2 separate regions of the Homo sapiens genome follow, and region 1 is linked to region 2. A link is an interaction called in ENCODE POLR2A ChIA-PET data of the cell type or tissue named here. Cell type or tissue: HepG2. All regions are shown on one strand.

Region 1 (5,000 bases), 200 kb after region 2:
GAGGGCCTGAGCACATCGAGAGTGAGCTTCCTGGCACTGGAGGCATCCCAGTGCAGATGCAGACTGCCTGCTGCACGCTGGAGATGCTGCAGAGAGAGCACCTACACTGAGAAAGTGGGGCCAGGGGACCACCAGGTCCCTGGGCTCTCAGTAGAACTCCCATCCTCCCTCTGCAGCCCAGGCCAGCGGGGGCCCAGGCCTCTCCTTTGCTCCTGTCTTGTGGCCCCTTAAACTGGTTGCCCAAATGAAGCTTTGACTTAGTGAGGGCAGAGAGCTGAACACAGAGACAGTATGAGTGCCTACAGCCAGAGGCATCTCCCTAGAAGGATCAGTAGGGGTCATCTGCTCCAGCCCTCTGCCTCTGTACAGGAAACCAGCCTGGATAGTAGAGCCAGGGAGCTCGGGGAGAACCGCGTCTACAGACATTGCTCTCAAGGTTCATTCAGTCAGTTCCTGTGGGCTGGCCAGGGCTCAAGTGTACCCTCAGGGGGCTCTTCACCTCCCCTGCTTCTTCAGGCTCCGGCGTCTGAGCCCCCAGCAGCCAGGACCTCATGCTAACATAGTGGGAAACCCCAGAGGGCTACACCTTATCCCTTAGCCCAATTTCTTTAGACCTAGTCTGCCTTTCCCAAGGTGCTGGCACTTTGCTTTAAATACCCACCTCCCAGAAAGTGCTTCCCCTCAGAACTTTGGTCAATGAGTACAATCAAAAGGTAATGCCCTAGCTGGGCATGGTGGCTCATGCCTGTGATCCCAGCACTTTGGGAGGCCAAGGCAGGCGGATCACCTGAGGTCAGGAGTTTGAGACCAGCCTGGCCAACATGGCAAAACCCCGTCTCTACTAAAAATACAAAAATTAGCTTGGTGTGGTGGCGGGTACCTGTAATCCCAGCTACTTGGGAGGCTGAGGCAGGAGAATCACTTGAACCCAGGAGGCAGATGTTGCAGTGAGCCAAGGTTGTGTCATTGCACCCCATCCTGGGTGACAGAGCGAGACTCTGTCTCAAAAAAAAAAAGAAAAAAAAAAAGGAAATGCCCAGTCACTGGGTTTCTGGAACTTTGTGGAATAAAACGCTAGGTATATTCACTCTCTACCTCTTCACTAAGTGGCTCTTTAGGTTGTTGGTTGACTTAGTGCCTCGTCAGGGGCCAGTGAAAGGGAAGGAGGTGAGGGCGCCCTGACCTGGGAAGGGGTAGGACCCCATGTTTAGGGAAGGGTTCTAGCAGTAACTCTGCCACGGGCACTTCCTTTTCTAGGCCTCAATCTTCCCAGCCCTAAAACAGGGGTCTGGAGAGTATCAGCACATTCCCATCACAGGCAGATTCCCCGGGCCGGGAAAGTTTCTGGAGAAGGCTTTTGCAATAAACCTCTAAGCTGCTTTTCTAATGACAAGTTTGATTTACTTAAACTTTGACTTAGCTCAGTGTGGTCAGTGTCATTGTCCTTAATAACAATGTAATTGCTTTTATTGAAAAATAATTTCCTAACCATGCATGTGTGCTGTAGACAAGTCTTTCCCAATCTGAGATCTGTGAAAAAAAAAAAAAAAACGGGGCGGCTTCAGGCTAGGCGCGGTCACATTGAATAGTCAGGGCTCTGCCAAGTCAGATGATCCTGAAACTTGTTTCACTCTATTTAACTCAGTTTCTCACTTAGAATTAGGTTCAGCAGCAGGTGACCGAAATCCCAGATAACAGTGATTTCAACAAAGTCCAAGGCTGTGGAAGTGGTCCAGGGCTGGCATACTGGCTCCAGAGGTCTTCGGTGACCCAGGCATCTTTCCTTTTTTTTAGAGACAGGGTCTCACTCTGTTGCCCAGGCTGGATCATAGCTCACTGCAGCCTCAAACCCATAGGCTCAGGCAATCCTCCCACCTCAGCCTCCTGAGTAGCTGGGACTACAGGCCAGTACCACTATGCCCGGCTAATTTGGTTTTTGTGGATTTTTTTGGTAGAGATGGGGTCTTGCTATGTTGCCCAAGCTGGCCTTTTTTTTTTTTTTTTTTTTTTTTGAGACAGTCTCACTTTGTTGCCCAGGCTAGAGTGCAGTGGCGCTGTCTCAGGGTACTGCAACCTCCGCCTCCTGGGTTCAAGCGATTCTCCTGCTTGCACCTCCCGAGTAGCTGGGATTACAGGTGATGCCACCATGCCCAGCTAATTTTTTTAATTTTCAGTAGAGATGGGGTTTCACCATGTTGGCCAGGCTGGTCTCAAACTCCTGACCTCAAGTAATCTGCCCATCTTGGCCTCTCAAAGTGCTGGGATTGCAAGCATGAGTTGTCGCGCCTGGCCTCTCCTGCTTTCAAGAAGAAGATCAGATTGTTATTGTGCCTGCTGTTTTTCAAGTGCCTTTAACTCAACATAGTCAATATGCCAGAGGTGCATATTTTAGCCCAGGCTGGTCTTGATCTCCTGGCCTCAAGCAATCCTTCCACCTTGGCCTATCAAAGTTGTGGGATTACAGGCATGAGCCGCGGTGCATGGCCCCCAGGCATCTTTCATTCCTACAGACTTGGCTCATGGTCTTTGTGGTCCCTTTTGGCAATTAGAGCTCCAGCCATCACATCTGTGTTCCAGGCATCAGGTCAGAGGGTGGGACAGAGAACATGAGGGTACCCCATTGGCCAAAACGTAGTCACATGGCCATGCCTAGCTGCAAGAGAGACAAAAGAATGACTCTTAGGAGATGCTAACAGTCCTTTGTCCCGCTGAGAAGCTTTTTTTAAGAAGGCTGTTGTGAGCCTTTGAGCCATCTTAACACTCCATAATGGAGATCTAGAACTTTTGGTAGCCCAGACTGACCTCTGGGATTGGGAGACAGGGGCAGGTGATTTCTGGGGTACTTTCTGGCTGGATGATATGGTTCTGGGCATTTCCGGGGGTGGCTGCGAGAACAGCCTTCCTTCTCCACAGCCAAGCTTGGTCTCATGTTTGGTGCTTTGAGGATCTTTAACCCTCTCCTGCCTGTGTCCTGTGAACTAACCACCACTAACCCAGTGCTCTTGTCTGTCTCTCCCCTAACCACCCCCTCCCGCCTGTCCTTGTCCTCGCCGGCCTTTGTCCCCAGGCGGGCCAGGCTGTGCTGGCCTTCCAGCGGTACCAGATTGGCGCCGACTCGGCCCTCTTCTCCCAGGACTACATGGACCCCAGCCAGGACTCCAGCATGCCTTACGCGCCCTACGTGGAGCCCACTGGGCCGGATCCCGCCGGTATGGGCGGCACCTACCAGCAGCCGGCCAACACCTTCGACACCGAGCCCCAGGGCTACCAGTCGCAGGGCTACTGAGCCACAGTGACCGCCTGCCCCCGCCCCTCCCCATCTGTCCCCTCTCTCCACACCCAGCCCCTGCTCCTGCCCAGGCTGCCCTGCCCAGCGCCTCATCAGCCTCTGCCTTGTCCCACTGAGGTCCAGGGTAGCTCGGGGCAGGGGTGGGGCAGTCCAGTGTTGGGGACTGTCTACGTATGTGCAAGTATATCCCAGGGCATGTGCCCCGCAGGGGCCTAGAGGGTGGGGGCCAGGGGTATTTGCATTCATACATTGTGTCATCAAGCATTCCTTGAGCGCCTACTGGGCATCCGGCCTGTGCTGGGCATGGGTGGTGACATTGGCAGAAATGGCCACTGGAAAGGGGAGCGATGAGCTGTGGAGGAAGCCCTGGTGGTACCAGAGGCCAGAATGGTGGGAAAGACAGATCCAGATAATGCTGGGAAGTGTGGCTACACCGTGGCTTGGTCATAGGGTGAGTGTAAACACCCACAGGACACTGGGGGCTGTCACCCTGCTCTGGCAGTCCTGCTAAGAGTGTCAGGGCCGTCTCCATTTTATGGTTGAGGAAACTGAGGTCTAGAGAGGTCAAGATTACTTGCCCAGAATCACTCAGGCAGCTAGTGATAGAGGTGGGGCCAAGCCCAGGCTGCCCGACTGCAGACCACGTGCTCTTCCCTGGCCACCCACCTCCTACCATCCCCACGCTTGGGGCTTCCCTGCTCAGTGTTACTGTCATTCTGGGAGGCCTTGGGGCCCTCAGCCCCTTGAGACACCCTGATTCTGCTGCATGCCAAGGGCCTGTTCTGCCCCAGCTGTTCCTCCTCCCCTGGGGACAGCCCCACCTCCGGGTCCCTCCACCCACATCCCCCTGGTCCTACCCCTGGCCCTTGGCCTCCTCCAAGAGGGCTCACCCCGGGTGCTGCTCTGTGCTCTGCGTGTCCCACAGACGCTTGTTCCAGGGGGCTCCAGCAAACCCCTTCGTGGTCTCTCAAAGGACTGATCACTGTCCTTGCCTCTAGGAGGGGTCACTAAGCCCTTACCTAGGGCTGGGTGGACAACAAGGCACAGATGAGGGTGTGACTGGCCCGAGGTCACGGTGAGTGAGTGGCAAAGCTGGCCCTGACGCCTGGGTTTCTTGGCCCCAGCTGCCCAGCAGGTGCCTCGATTCCCTGCCCTTGTGACCTCCCAGGAAACAGAACTGATCTGGGACACTATGTCACCTCTCCTCTCATCTGGGGTCAGTCAGGGTTCGGGGGCTGCAGCAGCCAAGCGCATGAGAGGTGTTTCCTTGGCCTTCCAGAAGGCCCACTGTGGAGCCAGCCTCCCTATGGGAGGCAGAGCGGCAAGGACAGGGCTTTGGAATCAGCCAGGTCGGCTCCTGGGCTGTGGCCGTGGAGAGACACTGCCCCCAGGATGACACAGGCAAGAGCCCCTGAGGCATGGGAGGCCCAGGGAAGACCATGGGCTGTAGGGGAGAGTGTGGCAGGTGACCCAAAGGCCCAAAGAGGGCCGTGGGGCCTGAGGAGGTCATAATCTCTTCTGAGTGGGGGCAGGTCGATTCTTGCACAAGGTGGGCTCTTCACTGAGCCATAAGGGACAGGGAGGTATGGGAGAGCGCTGGGGGCCCATCCCCCTGTCCACCCAGTGTCCACTGGCCTGTCCTTCAGGGAGCAGAGCAGAGCAGGTGGTGGACGGGCCCAGTGCTGGGTGTTTTCACCACCATCCCCCCATC
Region 2 (5,000 bases):
ACTTGCCAGATTCAAGCAATTCTCCTGCCTCAGCCTCCTGAGTAACTGGGATTACAAGGGCCAGCCATGATGCCTGGCTAATTTTTTGTATTTTTGTAGAGACGAGGTTTTGCCGTGTTGGCCAGGCTGGTCTCTAACTCCTGAAACTTCAGGAGATCCACCCACTTCCCAAAGTGCTGGGATTACAGGCTGGAGCCACTGTGCCCAGCCAGTGGTTGCTGTTCTTTTTAAGAAGAAAGAAGAATGAGCATTCTCCCCTGGGGAATGATCCTGAAGAGCGGACACTGCGGGAGGAGGAGAGGGGTGTGCATGGCGGGAGGGATAGGTCCACCCGCCTTGACACACAGGCCCTCCATCACAGTGGCAGCAGGAGGCAGCGTCAGTGGGTGCAGGGGTGCACAGTGAGCACAGGGAGGTTCCCCAGGACCCCTTCTGCTTTCTCAGTGAAAAGGCAGCAAGGCCCTGGAGGTCTGAGGGGTAAGGAGAAGGTGTGGAAGAGCCCTCTTGGAGCGGTGCGTGTAGACCCAGGAAATGCAGCGGCATTGCCCAGCAACACTCTGGCAGATTGCATTTTCCAAGATGGCTGCAACAACATCTCCCGCCCCACAAGTTATTCTAGAACCTTTCGCTCCTCCACCAAGAGGTAGAGTCTAATTTCGCCTCCCCTAGAACCTAAGCAGGCTTGCGACTCACTGTGCTACCAATGGACTGCAGCGGAAGTGACAATGCATCACTTTTGAGGCTAGGTTATCAAAGCTTCTGCCATATGGAGTGCTCAGGCTGGCGCCTTGAGCCTCCATGCTGTGAGGAAGCCCAACCAGCCCCTGCACATGGAAAGGCTCTCAGAGCACCTGAAGAGAGAGTTGCTCCAGCCACCACCTGTCTGTCACCTGTGAGACCCTGAACAACCCAGCTGAGCCTCTCCCAAGTTCATGACCCACAGAATTCAGGAAAGATAATAAAAAATATTGTTGTCTTAAGCCTTTAATTTATTATGCAGAAATAGCTAATTGGAATAAATGCCAAGGACTAAACTGAGATTTGTGGTTGTGAATTTAAAGTGACACTCCTTTTTAGCCAAATGATATCTAAGGCATTTCTGCAGGGACAAGAGGCTGCACAGTCGCTGCAGGTTTCCCCTCCTTGCTGCAAGGGAGGAGAGAGACAATGGAGGAGGAAAGGTAGAGGAGATTGGGCCTAAGGTGTCAGGCAAAGTTGTGTGAACTGGACTCTGTAGGTAACCGGGAGCTACTGAGGGTCCTTCAGTGAGAGATGTTACATTCCATGCATAGGCTGAGCTCATTCTGGACTTAGCAATACAGAATGCAGCCTGCATCCTTGGATGAACTGGGGGTATGAGGAGGAGAGAGGTCTCCCCAGAAAGCCTGGCCACAGGTCAGAGGCTGGGGACTCTGGGCGTAGCTGGACCTTCAGCCCCTTCTCTATCTGCCTGTTCCTTAGACATTCAGCCAACTAGGAGAGGGGTGGAGAGTGGTGACCCTCAGTGTTCCCACCTGAAAAATGGGCACATTGGACTTCAGGTCTCTAAGTGGGCTTCTGGCTCTGAGGCTACAGACAGGAAAGAGACATTTGTGGTCATATTTCCACATACACATTGCTTGTGGTCAGGACAGATGCTAGGCTGAGCCCTGGCTCCGTCCTGGTTGCTGGAGATGCAGGAAGAGGCCTGGCCCTCACTATACAATAGGCCCTGCTCAGGATTCTTAGGTTCAAAGGAAGAGAAAACCCAACTCATGGTGGCTTTAACAACTGGAATGTGGCTGGGCGTGGTAGCTCACGCTTGTAATCCCAGCACTTTGGGAGGCTGAGGTGGGTGGATCGCCTGAGGTCGGGAGTTTGAGACCAACCTGACCAACATGGTGAAACCCCATCTCTACCAAAAATACAAAATTAGCTGGGCATGGTGGCTCATGCCTGTAATCCCAGCTACTTGGGAGGCTGAGGCAGGAGAATCACTTGAACCCGGGAGGCAGAGGTTGCCATGAGCCGAGATCGCGCCATTGCACTCCAGCCTGGGCAAGAAGAGCGAAACCCCTTCTCAAAAAAACAAAACAAAACAAAAACACAAACAACTGGAATGTGTGAGCTACTGAGGACCCGAGCTACTGAGCAACCAAAAAGCATGGGGGTATTTGAGGGTTCGAGCAAAACTTGATCCAGCCATGAAACTGAGTGACAGGACCCATTTCTCTGCCTCCCTCTCTTAGCTCCTCTCTTGGGCTGGCTCTCCCATGGGGGTCTCAGGCGGCTCCCAATCGGTCTAGATCTTTTTTTGGCGGGGGAATGGGGATGGAGTCTCGCTCTGTTGCCAGGCTGGAGTGCAGTGGCGAGATCTCGGCTCACTGCAACCTCCACCTCCTAGGTTCAAGCGATTCTCCTGCCTCAGCCTCCCAAGTAGTTGGGACTATGGGCGCGTGCCACCATGCCCAGCTAATTTTTGTAGTTTTAGTAGAGACGGGGTTTCACCATGTTGGCCAGGATGGTCTCGATCTCTTGGCCTTGTGATCCGCCCACCTCGGCCTCCCAAAGTGCTGGGATTACAGGCGTGAGCCACCGCACCCAGACTCTTTTTTGTTATTATTATTATTATTTTTTTAGAGACAGGGTCTCTCTGTCACCCGGGCTGGAGTACAGTGGCATGATCTCAGCCCACTGCAACCTCTGCCTCCCAGGGTCAAGCGATTCTCCTGCCTCAGCCTCCAGAGTAGCTGGGACTATAGGCTCAGGCTACAGCGCCTGGCTAATTTTTCTGTAGAGATGGGATTTCGCCATGTTGCCCAGGATCCAATCCGGGTGTAGATATTGTCCTTCTCTCCATGTTCAGTGGAGAGAGAGAGACAGTCTTCTTCCCGGGGAGCTCAGATATCTTTGCTCTGATTGGCCTGACTTCAGCCTTGTAGCCATCCCTGAACCAATCACAATGGCCACCAGATGGGATATAGTAATTGTCTTAGGCCAATGAGAGCCCACCTGGGGCGGGGCAGAATCTACCCCACCCTGGGCTGGGAGACACTGGGTCCTGTTGGGAGAGAGGAAGGGATGGACGAAGACCCAAAGCATGTCCCTGGCTCCACCCAGTAGAACCTTCTGGAGACTCTATGCTCTGTCAGAGACGAAGTGGTTGAGCACCAGAAAGGGGGCAGTCTCCCCATCAGAGCTATTTCCTGCCACCAGTACCAGCTGCCCATCTGGCCCGGCCTGGAGCCCCGGGATGCAGGCAGCCGCTGTTGGCGGGAACCCAGGGCCTGCTTGGGACGCTTGGGCAGCTGGAGACTGATTAAGCTGGGAAAAGTGCAGGCTGGAGAAGACTGGGACGGGGAAGTGATCCGACGCTTCCTTAACACCAAAAAAGGGAACAGAAAGGGTCAACCTAGGCGCCAGGAGGAATCCAAACAGGTAGCACATAACAAAAGCAGATGACTCTTCCGTTTGAGTCTGACTGTGTTCCACGTCCGCACGCTTCCTCCCCCACTACCCACCGGAGCACGGCTCCGTAGGGATGACTCCCTTGCTATGACAGGGAGGCTGAGGCCCTGAGACAAGTGACTCACCCAAGGTCACCGTGAGGTGGGGCAAAGCCAGGGTATCAGCCTGAGCTCTCCCAGGACCCCCACTCCACGGCAGCAGAACTGAGCCATACCTGTGCCCACTCCTGCAGCAAGGTGATGGTGACGGTGAAGCTCCTGTCACCACCACTGGGGAGGCCATTCCAGTCCCTCACGGCCCCCACTATTGGAGAGGCAGGGGAGCGGACAGGAAAGGGGCTGCCGGGTCCAACTGGCTCAAGTTCAAGTCCTGCCTCCCCCACTCTGGCTGGGTGAACTTGGGCAAGTCAGCATCCTCATTTGCGAAATGAAGAAACCGATGCTTCCTTTAGCAGGAATGCTAAGGAACGAATGCAGGAAGCGACTGACATCACACGTGGAAAACAGCTAGCACACCGGGCACAGGGAAAATACGACATTTCTCATAAGAAGGAAGGAAGGTGTTTGAGGCTTAGTTACCACACCACGGCAGGAACACTACAGTACACATGTGAACCCAGTGCTGTGGGGAGTAGAGGTTTGGTGGACCCTTTCAAATAAATGCTGAAAACCAGAGTAGGGGTGGAGGGTGTTTCCCAAGAAATAAACCAGGGGTGCAGGAACTTCAGTGCTGTTCCTGCCACTCAGCAGGGACCCAGGCACTCCAGAACCTGCTCTCACACTTTCCCCAGGCACTGGAACAGAACTCTCACCCCCTGAGCCTGGGCTCAGCAGGGGCAAGGAGGCTGTAGACAGGAGGTCATTGTCCAGCCCGACTGTGTCCAGATCCCACAGATGCCAACCCATCTGGGGGACAGGGTCTTCTGGGGACCCGCCTGCCATGGGGGAGGCTATTTGTCCCCTAGTTGCCACGGGAGACTTAGATTCAACACTAGGCACTCTCTCCAGTGTCCTGACGGTGACCCGAGAGCATCTCCACCAGCAGGCCTGGGTGGGGCCTGCATAGACAAAGCGGCCTTTGGCTGCCAGCGGCCGGGTTGCAGAGCGTGCGTCAGCTCAGCAGCCAGCCAGAGAGGCCTGGAAGTCAGCCTTGCTGCCCCCCTCCCTTGTCACCATGTACATCTTGTTTCTTGTCATGACACGATGTGGCAGATGTTTCTTGTCAGCTCTGCCGCTGGTCCCTTCTGTCCACCCCCATAGCTGCTGCCCTGGTCGCCCCACCACCCCTTCCTGGTCTCACAGTCAGTCTGTGCTGCACACCGCAGCCAGAGGGAGCTTTCAGATATGCAGTTCAACCTCATCAGTTCCTAGTTTAGAATCCTTCTGTGAATATTTGCAAAACGAGTACCTGACAAAGCATTCATATCCCAAATATGTAAAGAACTTCTACAAATCAATAAGAAAAACAGAGGCAACCAGTAGAAAGGGGGCAGGAGACTTTGAGCAGGCCCTTCACAAAAGAGGTTCTCCAGGCTGGGCGCGGTGGCTCACACC

The links. ChIA-PET counts read pairs that join two places held together with the same protein. Peaks named below come from ENCODE experiments on the same cell type or tissue, not always from the same donor. Only the 100,000 strongest peaks of a DNase experiment are listed, where the experiment ranks them.
Region 1: POLR2A ChIA-PET joins it to region 2 with 5 read pairs; 2 of 35 experiments call an interaction of 5 or more read pairs at or near these places.

The regions. Positions count from the first base shown.
Region 1 is chr22:39,378,629-39,383,628 of GRCh38, forward strand. It overlaps SYNGR1 (synaptogyrin 1), which reads left to right. Exons shown (of 4, transcript NM_004711.5): 4 at 3,068-5,000. The coding sequence ends at 3,286. Among named protein-coding and RNA genes, the nearest start is that of TAB1, 19 kb to the right of the region's middle. In HepG2, no CTCF peak of the experiment used is centred here; no DNase peak of the experiment used is centred here; H3K27me3 peaks cover 1,737 bases.
Region 2 is chr22:39,181,178-39,186,177 of GRCh38, forward strand. No RefSeq gene overlaps it. Among named protein-coding and RNA genes, the nearest start is that of CBX7, 31 kb to the left of the region's middle. In HepG2, a CTCF peak has its summit at 4,761; DNase peaks (open chromatin) are centred at 2,934 and 4,624; H3K27me3 peaks cover 1,437 bases.